Regions from separate parts of the Homo sapiens genome. Here region 2 is linked to region 1. The links are chromatin loops, found by intact Hi-C in ENCODE. Cell type or tissue: heart left ventricle. All regions are shown on one strand.

The links. Peaks named below come from ENCODE experiments on the same cell type or tissue, not always from the same donor. Only the 100,000 strongest peaks of a DNase experiment are listed, where the experiment ranks them.
Region 2: it touches region 1 in a loop (2.1-fold over the local background); 9 of 110 quality-filtered maps call a loop at or near these places.

What each region holds. Positions count from the first base shown.
Region 1 is chr21:46,106,324-46,114,323 of GRCh38, forward strand. It overlaps COL6A2 (collagen type VI alpha 2 chain), which reads left to right. Exons shown (of 28, transcript NM_001849.4): 2 at 5,127-5,268; 3 at 5,656-6,254; 4 at 6,481-6,501; 5 at 7,685-7,750. The coding sequence starts at 5,154. It overlaps LOC124905043 (a long non-coding RNA gene), which reads right to left and starts at 5,708. Exons shown (of 2, transcript XR_007067910.1): 1 at 4,148-5,708; 2 at 2,592-3,773. RefSeq lists an enhancer at 888-1,647. In heart left ventricle, a CTCF peak has its summit at 4,267 (motif pointing left); DNase peaks (open chromatin) are centred at 4,328, 4,778, 5,064, 6,132 and 1 weaker place; H3K27ac peaks cover 1,500 bases.
Region 2 is chr21:45,988,687-45,996,686 of GRCh38, forward strand. COL6A1 (collagen type VI alpha 1 chain) reads left to right here. Exons shown (of 35, transcript NM_001848.3): 9 at 398-451; 10 at 922-966; 11 at 1,066-1,092; 12 at 1,572-1,598; 13 at 1,692-1,736; 14 at 2,087-2,140; 15 at 2,293-2,355; 16 at 3,324-3,386; 17 at 3,478-3,531; 18 at 3,677-3,712; 19 at 4,062-4,124; 20 at 5,481-5,543. Among named protein-coding and RNA genes, the nearest start is that of COL6A1, 11 kb to the left of the region's middle. RefSeq lists enhancers at 6,105-6,920, 6,921-7,736. In heart left ventricle, no CTCF peak of the experiment used is centred here; DNase peaks (open chromatin) are centred at 3,875, 3,985, 4,685, 5,745 and 5 weaker places; H3K27ac peaks cover 2,511 bases.

The sequences.
Region 1 (8,000 bases):
GTGTCAAGAGGGCAGACTTGAGCCCACACTGCCAGGCTTCAGACCTCAGCTATTAGCTGAGTGCCCTGGGCAAGTTACCTCACTGGGCCTTGGTTTCCTCATCTGTTGGAGTGGGGATGGTAATAGTACCTATGTCCAAGGCCATAAGTCCAATTGTGAATGTTGAATGAAGGGATATAGGACAGTATCTGGTACACAATTATTATAGATTTTTCATTGACATTTTATACATTCTGTTTTCTTCAAAGACTTTTTGGTTCCTGTTTTGCACTCAGATACTTCCTTTTCCTGGAGTTTATTTGGGAGCACCATGTGAGGTAGTACCTTTATTTCTAGTCACAGGGTGAGCCCTCATCCCAGCCTGCTTCCACCACTCTGAAAGGCCACCATGTCATAGCCTAAGTTCTCGTGTGTTGTTATGCCCATGGTTGTGTGGAGTGTTGGCCTGTTCCAGCACCAAAACCAAAACTGTAATTTTATCGTTTCATTTGATAGCACAAGCTTTCTCATCACTCTATTTTTTATTTTGCTCAACTCTTCTTGCTTTTTCTACCAAGTAAAACTTGGATTCATTTTGCAAACTCCTATCTACAAAAATGCAAAAAATTTTCTTGGAAACTTTAATTAAAATTGCATTCTATTATAGATTCAGTTAGGAATAACTGATATTTTTAAATCAGTTTAAGATAGTGGGATGATTTCTTATCCAAAAACAAGGTTTGTCTTTCCAATATATTTCTCAAAAATTTTTTTGAGTTTTTTTCATAAGTCCTGCACATTTTTATTCAGTTGATTCCTTGGGTTTATGTTGTTTTTCTTACTAGTGTAAATAGCATTTTTCTGCAACATTTTCTAACTGGTTGTTAGAAAATGTTTCTTCTAACTGATAGAAGAAAATCAATAACTTTTTGTATGTTGAGGACTAAGCTCTGATTTTTTTATCTTGCCTATATTCTTATCTAAGGGGTCTGGGGAGTCATGCCCTACAAACCATAAATTCTCATCAGATGGTTTTATCTAACCCTATATGCTGTGACTTACTTTCCATCTGACTCTGGCATGACACTACACGACCAAGAAGAAAATAAAAATATTTTACCCCAAAACATGTTTCTTTGCCACATTTTGAAATGGCCCTGCAAAGCTGTCCTTTACTGGGGAAAATTTGCATCTGTAAGGAATCTCTGTTAACATAGCTAGCTCTTTTTCTTCCAGGCCCTCCCAATTCTGAAGAGATTAACCGAGAGTCTAGCAGCTTTTAAAGGTCTCAGTAGGAAACACTTGTCATTGATTGTCTCTAAGGGCAGCCACTATGAGACTTCAGAAGAACCTTGGTCTCCACAGTCTTTTATCTTAACCTGAGCATTTCCTTTCTATGATCCCAGGTCTTTAGACAAACTCAACCAATTGTCAACCAGAAAATGTTTAAATTTACCTGTAGCCTGGAAGCCATCTCTCCCCGCTTTGAATTTTCCTGCCTTTCTGGATTAAACCAATGTATTTCTTAAATGTATTTGATTGATGTCTCATGCCTCCCTAAAATGAATAAAACCGAGCTGCACCCCAGCCACCTTGGGTACATGTTCTCAGGACCTCCTAAGGGCTGTGTCATGGGTCATGGCCACTCATATTTGGCTCAGAATAAATCTCTTAAAATATTTTACAGAGTTTGACTCTTTTCATCAATGATATATTTTTCTAAGTGGCTCACTAAATTTTCTCTCCCTAATCTCCCCTCCTTTCTCTTTCTTTCTCTCTTTCTCTCTGTCTATATATATATATATTTTTTTTTCTCTTTTTTAAAAAAACTTTGTTCAGATGATTTTCTGGGTAGACAATCCTATCTTTAATAAGGACAGTTTTGTCTCTTCTTTTCCAACAGTTATACTTTTATTTTTACTGTCTTATTGCATTGGCTTCCAACACAACACTGAATGGTAGCGTAAGATCTGCACTGTTTGCCCCCACCCCATTTTTTTTGTACTGTAGTAAGCATTCTTCTAATGCAGGATTTTTTAACCCAGGGTTAGATCTACGAATGGAATCCCTGAATTCCTGGACATGATTTCTGTATATGAGCATCTATGCATTTGTGTAAGGTGAAATTGTGTAGACTCTTAAAAGGGTCCATGACCACAAAGATAAGAACCACTATTTTAGCTTTTTGTGTAAAATATGATGTGAGCTCTTGATTTGAAATGTATATCCTTTATAGAGTTAATTCTACTCCTAAATTTCTTACTAGGTTTTACCTTGTCTGGCTGTTGTTGTTTCTTAGTTAGAAATTGATGTTTCAGGGATCTATTGAAGCAATTGCATATTTTTTCCCATTTTATGTTAATGTGACTTACATTAATGTATTCCCTAGTGTTTGTGGCAACACTGTACTTTAACTTCATATTATAGTTCTGGTATAGTGGTCCTTAATATGCTATTGGATTTTAGTTTTTAATATTGGCTAGAATTTTTGTGATAATGTTATGGGATTTTTAGGGTGTCACTTTTCTGGCCTGAAACCTCTATGGCCAGTGGCGCCTTTGCCCAAGTTCTTGTCCTGTGTCCAGGAAGAATGAGGTACACAGACAAGTGGAGGGTGTGCAAGACAGAGAAGCTTTATTGAGTGTTAGGGGAGCTCACAGGAGACCCGCAGGGGGCAGCCCCTCTCTGTAGGCGGGTTGTCTTGTCGGCGGGTTGTCTTGTCAAATGTTCAGCTCTCAGCAGAGAGAAGGCCCTGGAGTGGGTGGCTCCTCTCTGCAGGCAGGTCATCCCATTGTCTCTGCAGCTCTTAGCAGAGAGGAGGCCCTCGAGAGCGTGTCTCCTCTCTGCAAACAGGGCATCTCAACTAGTGTTCAGCTCTCAGCAGAGAGAAAGCCCTGGAGAGGGTAGCTCCTCTCTGCAGCTGGTCGTCCTGACATCCCTTCAGGTCCTGAAGCTCTCAGCAGAGAGAGCACCTCCTCTCTGCAGCTGGTCGTGCCATGCTCTGCCCTGCTCTGACTGAGCCTGGGGCTTTTAAAGGCCTCAGAGAGGGGAAGTGCATGCTGATTGGTCCATGTGCAGCCATGTGCAGGCCCAGAAGAAAGCACCTTGAGTTCCCCTCTGGTCCGTAGGACGGGCAACCCGGCCCCCAGGCTTCAGGCCTGCCCCAGCCTGAAGGTGGGGCTTCACTGGGGACCCATCCTCTTCTGCCCAGGAGCCTATCTGCCTCCTGCAGCCATCCATGGTGCCCAGGCTGCTGGTACCAAGGGGCACCGGTGCCCAGCCACCCTCAGCACCCCCCCAAGCCTCCCCTCCTGCACTTCTCAGTGCCCACAGTTTGGAGGGGGCCAAGTCAGCAGGGGGCTGGCATGTCAGCACTGCCACAAGCATGCACCCACCCGGCCAGGCTGTGACAGTGCCCAGGCTCAGCCCCAACTCTGCTCTGAGATTGGAGTGGGTGGTGGGAGCGGGAAGAAGCTGGGCAGCGGGAACAGGCACCTCCAGGCCTACAAGGGAAAGAGGGGCCTTCCCTGGCTCCCCAAGAGTGCAGCGATGCCTGGGTCAGCAGCCCCAGTTGGGGCAGCTGAAACTGCACCAGGAGTGGGGGCTGGCTCCTGCCTCCTCCATGGAGCAGAAGGCCCAGATCCACAGCCACGACTTGGGCAGTTGTACCTGGGGAACTCTCACCTCGCCAAACTGCAAGGGGCAGGGATCCCACTTATCCCCGGCTCCTGCTGGCTCCGTGGAGCATGGTACCTGGCCATGTCCTCTCGCAGCCTGGGGCAGGGTCTCCAGACCTGGGCCAGCATCCCAGACAGGGGCAACACCGCCGTGAGCTCCCCTTCACCCAGCACACCACCCGGCCCGGCCCCATGGCAGCGGCCCCCAGGGAGGCAGTCTGCGGGGTTGGGGGCCTGTCTGCCTCTTCCATGGGCCCTCCCTGAGCAGCCAGTGTGATGGCAGCGGCCACACCAGATGGGCTGCCGCTGCCATCAGTAATATTTATAGTGATATTTATCTGTAGAGTTACTTTTAGGGACTTTTTTTTTTATCAAGCTTTGGTCACAGGTTATGCAACATTTAAAAATGAATTGGGAAAAAGTTTATCTTTTTATGTTCTAAAACAAGTTAAATAGCATGAAGTGCTTGTCCTTGAAGCTGTGAAACTCACCCACAAACTGCCTGAGCTGGCACCTTTGGGAACGGACTTCATTCCTCCCTGGGCCCCAGGCTGAGCAGGTCTGGCCTGGGTCACCTCATCCACTCCAGACGCCGCAAAATCACAGCAACCCTTCAGGGCCCTCTCCTGGCAGCGCCTCCCCTAGTCCCGGTGCTTGGACACTCCTCCCATCTGCACCGAGGAGAGGGCGGCACTCCAATCCCTGCATTACCCCTGGAACTGCACGCTCTGAACCAGGCCCGGTGCCCTTTCTGCCCAGCTGCCCGGCTGCTGCCAGCCCCACTCTGCGGAGCCAGCAGCACAGTGAGGCCCGTCCTGATGGCCTCCTGGAGCTGGAGCTTAGGCCAAGCCACAGGGCATCAGGGAGGATGGACGTTCAAGGGCTGGATCTGTTTGCCCCAGGGTCCTGGCACCCAACAGAAAGGAAAGCCAGGCTAATGACGGCTGTGTCCCTACACTTGACAGAGTCCTCCCTCCCTCCTTATCAAAGTCCTGTTTAAAGGGAATGGAGCCAGGCTGGAGAGAGAGTGCCTAGCTCTGCAGGGGAGCCGGTCTGGGGAAGCTGGGATCTCTCTCCCGCCCTCCCCTCTGCACTGTTTCCAGGGCAGCCCCAGGCAGTGGGGGGCGCCAGACAGTGGTGCTCCATTCCCTTCCATGCCGACGCGCCCAGCTACCCACTCCACCCAGCCCTGGAGGACATGGAAGGGCCTCAACCATCCAAATCCCACCCAAAACTGAGCCCAGAGGCACCCACTAAACATCTGTGACCCCACCCAGGGTGGGGCAAGAGGGCGCAAGCCCCCCAGTCCAGATGCTGGTGACGGTGTGTGCTGGGCGCAGACCCCGCTTCCTTGAAGACTGAGGGCAGTGCCCCCAATCCCGCTGACCTGCTGTGCGTGCGCCTGCCATGGGGGAGGGTGCCAGGGGAGAGGCACTGGGGGTGTCTGAGCGACCCCCACCCCTGTTGCAGGACTTCAGGGCCACAGGTGCTGCCAAGATGCTCCAGGGCACCTGCTCCGTGCTCCTGCTCTGGGGAATCCTGGGGGCCATCCAGGCCCAGCAGCAGGAGGTCATCTCGCCGGACACTACCGAGAGAAACAACAACTGCCCAGGTGCCAGGGGTCGGGGGCCGGGGGCTCTGGGCATTTGGGGGGCAGTTGGGACCAGTACCCAGGTGCCAGGGGTCGGGGGCCGGGGGCTCTGGGCATTTGGGGGGCAGTTGGGACCAGTACCCAGGTGCCAGGGGTCGGGGGCCGGGGGCTCTGGGCATTTGGGGGGCAGTTGGGACCAGTACCCAGGTGCCAGGGGTCGGGGGCCGGGGGCTCTGGGCATTTGGGGGGCAGTTGGGACCAGTACCCAGGTGCCAGGGGTTGGGGGCCGGGGGCTCTGGCATTCGGGGGCAGTGAGGTCAAACCCACAAACAGGCACGGGGCCAGGAAACGGGGCTCCAACAGCAGTCCCTCCTGAGGCTGGCTCGTGACAGGTCCTGTGCCCCACAGAGAAGACCGACTGCCCCATCCACGTGTACTTCGTGCTGGACACCTCGGAGAGCGTCACCATGCAGTCCCCCACGGACATCCTGCTCTTCCACATGAAGCAGTTCGTGCCGCAGTTCATCAGCCAGCTGCAGAACGAGTTCTACCTGGACCAGGTGGCGCTGAGCTGGCGCTACGGCGGCCTGCACTTCTCTGACCAGGTGGAGGTGTTCAGCCCACCGGGCAGCGACCGGGCCTCCTTCATCAAGAACCTGCAGGGCATCAGCTCCTTCCGCCGCGGCACCTTCACCGACTGCGCGCTGGCCAACATGACGGAGCAGATCCGGCAGGACCGCAGCAAGGGCACCGTCCACTTCGCCGTGGTCATCACCGACGGCCACGTCACCGGCAGCCCCTGCGGGGGCATCAAGCTGCAGGCCGAGCGGGCCCGCGAGGAGGGCATCCGGCTCTTCGCCGTGGCCCCCAACCAGAACCTGAAGGAGCAGGGCCTGCGGGACATCGCCAGCACGCCGCACGAGCTCTACCGCAACGACTACGCCACCATGCTGCCCGACTCCACCGAGATCGACCAGGACACCATCAACCGCATCATCAAGGTCATGGTGAGCCGCGGGCGGGAGCACCGTCCACGCGCCAGGGGTGGCCACGGTGGGCCGTCCACCCACTCCGGGCCTCACTTTACCCCTCTGTGAGTGCGGAGGCCGAAGGAGGAAGCTCCGGGCAGGGCCTGGGCCACTCAGGTGTCCCTCCATCCCCACCCAGACTCGAGGTGCAGCCGCCCCAGGTCTCGAGGCACACGGCTAACCAGCATGTCTGTCTTTTCTGCAGAAACACGAAGCCTACGGAGAGGTGAGTGGCGCTTCCCTTCCTGCCAGTGCTGGCCGGCAGCTGACCCAGCAGAGATGACCGCGCCAGGCTGCCGACTCCTGGCGCCTCCAGGCTGGAACAGATGAGAGGAGAGGGAGTCACCTGCTCCATGTTGGACCTGAGGCCTTGGAGTCTGGAGAAAGGGCTCCCAGCCAAAGCTAGGCTGTTTAGATCCCGTGAGGGTCAGCGTTAGGGTCACCCACAGAGCACGTGTTACAAGGAGAGGTCGAGGGTCTGGCCTCCGGGCAGGTGGGATCCATCCACCCTGGACTCGAGGCCCGAGCCCAGCCCAGCAGGTCAGGGGAGAAGGAACTGACATCATCGGGGTCCATGACATCCCCACCTCCCTGTGTGTCCCAGCTCCAGCTCTCAGGAAGGGGAGCAGGCATCTGAGATCTCCCCCGTGAGGCTTCCTGCAAAAACGTGCCCTGCCTCAGAATCGCTGCTCAGTAACAGTGGTTTCATTGCCGTGTACAAATGGTGCCTCCCTCACCAGTGCCCCTTGCTCTTCCATCCTTTTGTAAAATTTATTCTTTTATATTTGTTTTTTTAGAGACAGGGTCTTTCTCTGTCACCTAGGCTGGAGTGCAGTGGTACGATCACGGCTCACTGCAGCCTTGAACTCTGAGGCTCAAGCCATCCTCCCACCTCAGCCTCCCAAGTAGCTGGGACTACAGGCACCTGCCACCATACCTGGTGTGCGCATGTAGTTCCAGCTACTTGGGAGGCTGAGGTGGGAGGATCGCTTTCGTATTGTTTTTTTGTAGAGATGGGATCTCACTATGTTGCCCAGCCTGGTCTCTAACTCCTGGCCTCAAGCAGTCCTCCCTGCCTCGGCCTACCAAAATGTTGGGATTCCAGGCGTGAGCTGCACCCGGCCTTTCTTCCCTTCTATTTTCTGTCATGGCTTAAGCCAGGCTTGGTTTTTTAAACTTGCCTAGAACACCTGACCGAGAGCCAAACTCTTTGGCTTGTCCCTGATGGGGGCAGAGCCTCACAGCACCCCATGTCTCACAGCTCCCTCACGCCCGCCCAGGTTCTCAGGGCATTTCAGCATCTCCTTGGCCCCTGCTGAGAGTCGTGGGCTACACGTTCTGAGACCCTGCCCTGCCACCTGAGGAATGTCCCACCCATGCAACCTTCTGTCTCTGCTTCCTCGTTTCAGTGCTACAAGGTGAGCTGCCTGGAAATCCCTGGGCCCTCTGGCCCCAAGGGCTACCGTGGACAGAAGGTAAGATGCCCAGATTACCTGCAGGGTCTGCGCTACCAGGAAGCCCCTGATTTGTTTTGAAATCCACACTTGGCCGGGCGTGGTGGCTCATACCTGTAATCCCAGCACTTTGGGAGGCCGAGGCGGGCGGATCACAACGTCAGGAGATCGAGACCATCCTGGCTAACATGGTGAAACCCTGTCTCTACTAAAAATACAAAAATTAGCCGGGCGTAGTGGCATGCGCCTGTAGTCCCAGCTACTCGGGAGG
Region 2 (8,000 bases), 120 kb before region 1:
CTGCTGATAATTAAAACTTGCCATGAGGCTGCTCATGGACCTCAGATTTCTGGCTTCTCCTAAAAACCATCAAACCCAGCAGCTGTGGGCCCGAGTCCCATGGCCATTTCCTGGGGGTCGAGCTGTGACCCTGGGGGGCTTCTGTGCTGCACGTCCCTCCCACCTGTGCCTGGGGGTCAGCAAAGCCGAGCAGACAGGAACGAAGGCAGGGAGTGGGGGGAGCTGGCGTGCGGGTTGGAGCTCCCAGACCCAGGCTGACCAGATGTGATGGGGAAGGTGCTTTAAAGCCCTTGATCCCTGAAGGCTGGATGAAGCGTCTTTTTAAAAACCTGTTTCGTGAGCCAGCTTTTTAGAAAGAAACGGGGCTGCCCCAACCTTGACCTGTTTTGTGTTCCAGGGAGAACGAGGCAAGCCGGGGCTCCCAGGAGAGAAGGGAGAAGCCGGAGATCCTGTGAGTGCCTGACTGTGGGGTGGGGGCCCTAAGAAGCTGGAGGCGGGGAACGACTAGGCCTCGGAAACTTCCGGAAGAGTGGCTGGGTTCTGAGTGCCAAAGTCACACTGCCTGTTCCTTGTGGGTGGGAGCAGACCTGGAGGGGCCACAGCCCAGCCATCCTTCCACACAGCCCCCCAGGCAGCCCGTAAGCCCCCCTGCCAGGGAGGGGCTGGGTGGGGAGGTGGCCCAGGGTGCTCAGGCCGGCACCGTCCGGGGCCCCTGCCGTGGCTCCTTGGCCCAAATCCTATCCATAGACTTCCCTCCCCCAGCTCCACCTTGGAGGGCCTCGGCACCATGGGCCCCGTGCAGCAGGGCCCCTCTCTCGGCCTGACCAGGCCTGGGCTGGAGGGAGGGGTGTGGGGCTGGGTGGGACTGGCCCCTGCCCCTGCTCCTCCGGGGGTGTCTCACCATCTCCTCCTGTGTTCCAGGGAAGACCCGGGGACCTCGGACCTGTTGGGTACCAGGGAATGAAGGTACGTGCCCCCCCTTTCCTGGCCCGAGCCCGGTGGTGCCCTCAGCCTTGCACAGCACTAACAAGCCTTCCTCTTCCTCTTCTTCCGCTGGGTGTGTAGGGAGAAAAAGGGAGCCGTGGGGAGAAGGTGAGTGAGGCTCGACCTCGGAGCTGGTCTCTCCAGGCGCAGATGTGCCATCCTGGACGAGGGTGTCCCCGGGGATGAGGACAGTGTCCCTGACAGGAGACCACGTGTCCTGCAGACCCGCTCCACCGCCCCTCGCCGTCCCCTCCATCTGGAAGGACAAGGACAGCCACCCAGGCACCCAGCAAAGGCGCCTGTGTCACTTTCACCCCACCCCAGAGCAGGGGTCCCCCGGGCGGTTACCCTCTGCGGAGCCGGGGGTCCCCCGGGCGGTTACCCTCTGCGGAGCCGGGGGTCCCCCGGGCGGTTACCCTCTGCAGAGCGGCCCCTCCCCATCACTGTCAGTCCCCATGATTCTCAGCAGTGATGTTGTCCCCTCGGGTTGGGGGCACCCAAGCCCCTGCCTCGCGTGGGCCTAAGCCAGGCTTGCCCTGCCCTCCCCACCCCAAATACCCCCTCACACCCGCTTCCTGTCTCCGCAGGGCTCCAGGGGACCCAAGGGCTACAAGGTGAGCGTGGGCTGCTGGGAGGGGGGAGTTCTGCCCCCACGGCAGCATGTCTGACCTGCATCTGACTCCTGCCTTCGTTTTCCCGCCTCACAGGGAGAGAAGGGCAAGCGTGGCATCGACGGGGTGGACGGCGTGAAGGTGACTGGGGGGAGATAGGATGGACGGGGAGGGACGAGGAGGAATGGGGCGAGATGGGGAGGGACGGAGTGGACGGCGTGAAGGTGACCCGGGGAGGGATGGGGTGGACAGTGTGAAGGTGACCAGGGGAAGGACGGGGAGGGACGGGGAGGGATGGGGTGAGGTGATCCCGGCAGGAGGGACAGGGAGGAGTGGGGTGGACGGTGTGAAGGTGACCCCAGGGGGGTGTCTGCTAGGCAGGGCTTTCCAGGGAGGGTGTGGAGGGCATGGAGGGCACCAAGTCTGACAGTTGATTGGCCTCAGTTTACCCACTTGGCCGTCAGATTTTCTAGTTTTCTTCCTCTTTCCAGGGGGAGATGGGGTACCCAGGCCTGCCAGGCTGCAAGGGCTCGCCCGGGTTTGACGTAAGTCACTTCCTCTCACTGATACTTTAAAACTAGCGCTGTCAGCAGCACCTCGTGTGGACCGTTTTGACTTCTGTCTGGGCGGTCTGGGGCTGCTGCCAGAGGCCGCGGTGGCCTCTGCCGGTGGTGTCATGCTGCCCTCTTTTCTCCAGGGCATTCAAGGACCCCCTGGCCCCAAGGGAGACCCCGGTGCCTTTGGACTGAAAGGAGAAAAGGTGAGTGACTTGCGGCCCCTGGAGGACCAGGGCCTTCACGGTTGGCCAAGCGCTGAATTGGAAACCTCTCCTGGAAGCAAGTCCTGGTCCGAGCATGTCGGCCACCCGTGCGGCCTCAGAGGGGAGGAGCTGGTGGAGGCTGGAGGCAGGCAGAGGAGCAGCGGGGACAGTGCCCACCGTGGGGACAGTGGCCGTGGCGCTCCCGCCCAGAGCCTTCCCTGCAGCCCGAGGGCCTTCAGGCCTCCGCCATTCTGTCCCCCGCACCTGCCGCTCGCTCGGCACAGATGGGACCCCACCGCGTCACTCCTAGCCTGCGAGCCGCAGCCCAGAATGGCTCTCAGAACTGAGAATGGGCTGGGTGGCACTGAGGGTGGCGAGTGGGCGGGAGGGTGGTGAGCGGGGGCGGGAGGAGGGTGGTGAGCGGGTGGGAGGGCGAGTGGGCAGCGGGAGGGCGGGAGCACGAGGCGGGAGAAGGAGCTTTTTCGTCTGACAGCTGAGTCTGCCGTTGCTGGTGTTTTCTCTGGAGTTTCTTTGTTGAAGCTGAAGTGTTGGGGAAGACAAAGGCGAATGCTGACCCCACCCCAAACATTCCCAGACGAGCTCCTAGAACCCAGCAGACGGTTTCCAAATCTCATCTTCAAGTTCCCAGATTACCCTCCAGGCCCTAGATTTGAGTTTGCCAATTTGCCAGCCTGGCAAAGCTGTGCCTTCTCTAATGGGAACCAAATCCTGCCCCTTAGACAAGATGGCCCTTGGCTGGGCCTCACAGGGAACAAGGTTGGAGCATTCCAGGAGGTCTTTGTGCAGGGTTGTGGATGGCTGAGGGTGCTGGGGGGTCTGGGCTCAGACAGTGTTGGTCAGAGGGAGTGGCCTGAAGTATGGGTGAGAGGCCCTGGATGTGGCCTCTGATGGCTGCACCCCTGGTGCACACCCCTGCCAGCGTGTGTGACTCCCCCGGTCTTCCCCAGGGCGAGCCTGGAGCTGACGGGGAGGCGGGGAGACCAGGGAGCTCGGGACCATCTGGAGACGAGGTGAGGAGCTTCACAGCCCCCACACATGCCAGGTATGGGCCCAGGGAGGGTCAAGGAGATGGAGCGACCATTCAACCCTTGTTCCCCACAGGGCCAGCCGGGAGAGCCTGGGCCCCCCGGAGAGAAAGGAGAGGCGGGCGACGAGGTGAGTGAGGGCTCCTGACACCTTCCTGGGGAAGTGCATGGCCTCAGCTTCTGATCCTCTTTGCTCGGGGTCTACTCCACGTCCCTGAGACCAAATGCAGTGTGTCCACCAGACTAACGCCGGCGTCTGTTTCTCTTCATCCCAGGGGAACCCAGGACCTGACGGTGCCCCCGGGGAGCGGGTGAGTGGGGCAGGGGCAGCCTGCGCTGTTGGCCTCACCATGTAGCTGTGGACGTGGCCTCTGCGGCCCAGTCTGGCCCTCCCAGCACTGAGAGCCATGGCCTCCTGCCCAAGACAAATGGGTTTCTTCACCCACACGTCCAGGATGCCTCTTCCCACAGTCTCAGAGCGGGTGGGACCTGGGGAACCAGGAGATTCCGGCCTCTGCAACCGTGGGGCATGCGGTGGAGGGGTGGCCCCTCCCAGGGGTCCTGCTGGGGGAGTCAGTCCAGGCCAGGCCTCAAGCCCCACCCCAGCTGGGTGTGAGTTCCAGCAGCTGAGGCTTCTCCCCTCCATGTCTCTCCACTCAGGGTGGCCCTGGAGAGAGAGGACCACGGGGGACCCCAGGCACGCGGGGACCAAGAGGAGACCCTGTGAGTCACAGTTCCTGGAGCTGGGAACCACCCCAGGAAGGGGCAGGCGGAGGCTGGGGCTGGGTCAGGCCTCCAGAGCCACAGGACACATCATGAAGCCCCTGTGGCCCCTCAACGTGGCCAGCCCATCCCCACGCCGTCAGGGAGGGCAGCCCCTGAAGCCGGCGCCCAGCCATGTGCCTGATGCTGGGACCTGTTTCATGTGAAGGCGTTGCCCGTGGACCCGGTGCCCACTTTCCCACCAGGCGGCTTCCACGTTTCTGCATCCGAGCTTGGGTTCTTCTTTGGAATAATTTTCCTTAGTTAAAATTCCCAGCGTGAGGAAGTTGGGTCAGTACCCCAGACGGGAAGCTAGGCCTGCAGGGCGCCTGCCTGGGAAGGCTTGACATGGAAAACTCACCCCAGAGCCGAGATGCCGGCGGCCTCAGAGGCCACCCCCCACCTTCAGCTCCGTGGACCGTGGGCCTCGCTAGGCCACCCCACAGCCCAGCCTCAGGGTGCAGAAGCACAGGGCCCTTCTCTGTCCCTGTGACTTGCTGGGAAATCTGTGCTGGATGTGGGGCGGGGCAGCTGGCAGACTCCGGGCGTCTCAGTCCCATCCGGCTCAGGGAGAGCCAGGGCCTGGCGGGCAGAGTGAAGGGGAGAGAATGCCCTAGTGTGCCCAGCCGAGCTGCCAGGCCTCAGAGGCAGCGCCCCCGGGTGCCCCCTTGTCCGAGAATCAAGACATGCGACTGTCGTGTGCTGTGACAGACAGGCGGGGCTCCAGCAGGGCCAGAGAGCTGAGCCGGGGCCAGAGTCGCCGCCACCGAGGGATTTGGCTCCCCAGTGGGGGGTGGGGGATTTCTGACCTCCTCCCTGGGAGCTCCCCAGAAGCGCACAGCCCCCGTGGAGGGGTCGGGGGGACGTCAAAGCAGGGATCGTGTGACTTAGTGACTCAGACTGCCTTCTAGGCCCACTCCTCTGAGATCAGGATATGAGACTGACAGCCAGGCAGAGCCCAGAGGAAGGGCCAGCCACGCAGCTCCAGCTTCCCGGCGGGCCACAAGTCCATGGCTACAAACACTTGCCGGGTCCACGGAGCTTGCTGGAGAAGCAGGGATGCACGCAGGGACGCCTCTGGGGCCCCAGGAGGAGCTGCCGGCCTCCTGAATGAAGATAGCCATAGCCAGCCACGCCGATGGCCACGCACGTGGGCCGAGGAAACGCTTGGCGAGGCCAGGAAGGGGCTGTGCGGGGAGGGAAGGCCGGAACAGCCCAGTGACCACCTGGACAGCATGCTGTGGCTCCCAGCGTGCCCGGGCAGCCATCCTCCCCAAGGATGGCCCAGCTCCACACTCACGGCTCGTTTCTCTTCAGGGTGAAGCTGGCCCGCAGGGTGATCAGGGAAGAGAAGGCCCCGTTGGTGTCCCTGGAGACCCGGTAGGAAGCGCTGTGGGGTTGGGGGGCGTTGGCCAATTTGGGTTTTGGGGGTAGAAGTGCTCCAGCAGCTCACGCACTGGGGGTCTGTTCATTTCCGTTTGAGGGCCTCTGTGTTTCCGTAGATCTCGGGGGTGTCCCTGCGTGGGAGCCGGCTGCAGGGGGTGAGGCGCGGCCTGGGCCGGGCTGGTGTGGATTGTTGAGAGCAGGCCCAGCGCCCGGGGGCCTGACGCTGAGACGCTCAGCCCAGGTGGAGAAGCGCTGTCTGGGGGCCCATCCGGGGCAAGGGTGCCTCACAGTGAGGAAGAGGTGTTGGAGCCCCTGGGAGACACTGGGAGCTTGGTCAGCATCTGTTTTTCTGGGTCAGGAGCCAGGCATGACTGTGGCTGGAGGTCAACTGGGGAGTGTGAGGCTATGGAGGTTTCCAGAATCCCAGGGTGTCAGGATGAAAATGCACTTTCATCTCATTCTAAATTCCCTTCTCCGAGCCTCTGGAATCGCTGTGCACGCCGCACGGCTTTCTGTCTCTTCCCCCATTCTGATGACTGCCATGATGGTGGCTCCAGTGTGGTGTTGCCCGCAGGCTGGGCTGGGCCGTTGCATCCTCCCGGAGCTCACCTGCCCCACGGGGACAGGAAGGCCTCCACACGGTCACGCCCGGAGACAGCAAGTCTGTGCTCCCGAGCTTGTCTGCTTCTGTGGACAAATCGACCTTACGGCTCCATGTGCGCAGCTGCCCACACACCGAGCACAAGGCCAGACCCTGGGCACGGCAGCTGTCTCAGACGTCCAGCAAGATGGGGCCTCAGACCCAGGGAGATGGGAGAGGCCGTCCCAGTGCAAGTCACATTTGTATTTCTGTGCACGAGGTGAAATCGTGCTTTTGTGGTGCCAACGGGTGTTACACAGCTGTTAAAAATACCTGTGTCATAGATGAGGACCAGGGCAGGGCTTGGCAGGCGGGGTCTGGGCCGTTCGTCCACCTGGTCCTGCGTGCCGCTCACGGCAGGGGCAGAAAGGGCTCCCGACACCTTCCTGGGGAAGTGCACGGCCTCAGTCTCTGATCCTCTTTGCTCTTTGAGCTCCCGGGGCTCCAGCCCTGAGGATGATCTGACCTCCCATGTGGTCACCCAGGACAGGGCCAGGTGCAGGGCACAGTGCGTGGAAGAGGCCATGCAGCCAGTGGCAGATTGTGGGGAGGGGACGGCCCAGGGCCACGTTCCAGGCTTGGGAGGCTGCTCCAGACCTTGGTAGCTGAAAGTCTCAGTGGGAATGAGCGTTCAGAGGCCAGGACTTGCTCGGAGAATTCTAACCACACCCTGCCTGTTTTATATGTTCAGTTTTCAAAGTAATCAATAGCCACTATAAGAAAAAAACAAAGCCACTTTCAAAGGGTTGTGGTAAGAGGCAGTCCTGTGAGCAGGCCGGCTGCAGGGCCTCCAGGGCTGTGGGGCAGGCTGCACAGGGGCTGGTGGGTCCCATGCCTGGGGGTCTGGGAATAGTCTCTAGGCTGCTGTCCTGGAGGAGGTTTCCCCCAACGCCTGAGACCAGGGCACCATGTGACCCATGACTCACAGTTGCCTGGCTGAGGCAGGCACTTGTTCACCTGGAGCCTCCCTGGGGCCTTTCGGGGCCCGGGGGTGTGGATAGGTGGCTTTGGAGCCACATTTGTCCATCGGGACGTTGGGCTCCCAGCTGGCCTTCCGGGCTTTCCCTGCTCCCAGAACCTCCCTGCTCAGCCCTTGCCAGCCTTACCCCTCCCCTCCACCCTGCCCAGCATGGGGCTCTCCCTGTGTGGATGCCAGAAGCAGTTGGGCCCTCAGGGCTGGTCCCAGGAGGTGCCCCCAGTGAGGTGCTCTGCAGAAACTGCCCAGTCTGGCCTCCTGCTGTCTGTGGCACAGTCTGACTGTGTGTGGTGAGGTCCAGGCCTTCTGCCTCCCACTTACCTGGCCCAGGGCACAGAGACCTCCTTTCCATCCTTCCTCCTGGCCCCCTTTTCGTGTTCCCAAGGCAGGATCTCAGGGTACCAGACTAACCCCTGTTGAACCCCAAGTTTGGTGAGCTTCTGGACCTCCTTGAGGCCCGTGTGCAAAGTCCCCAGTCAAGTGTGCAGTCCTGACTGCTGGGGCGTTGACCACGAAGGGTGCAGGAGCTTCACAGCCAGGCCTGGGTGCTTGCACAGTCGGGGTAGAGAGAGCAATACACTAGATGCCTCCTGTCTGCCTGGTGGAGGCCACGGGGTCAGGATGGTGAATGGGCCAAGTCTGGTAGTGGGGAAGTTGTAAACATTTGAACCACCGGACAGGCCTCATCGGGAAGCATCAGCCTAACCACAGGCCAGGGACAGGCGTCTGAGCAGGCACAGGCCAGGGACAGGCGTCCGACCAGGCTCATGGCTGGGGCCAGGTGGGCCAGGTGGGCCAGGTGGGCCGGGCGATGTGTACACGGCTCCCTTCTTGG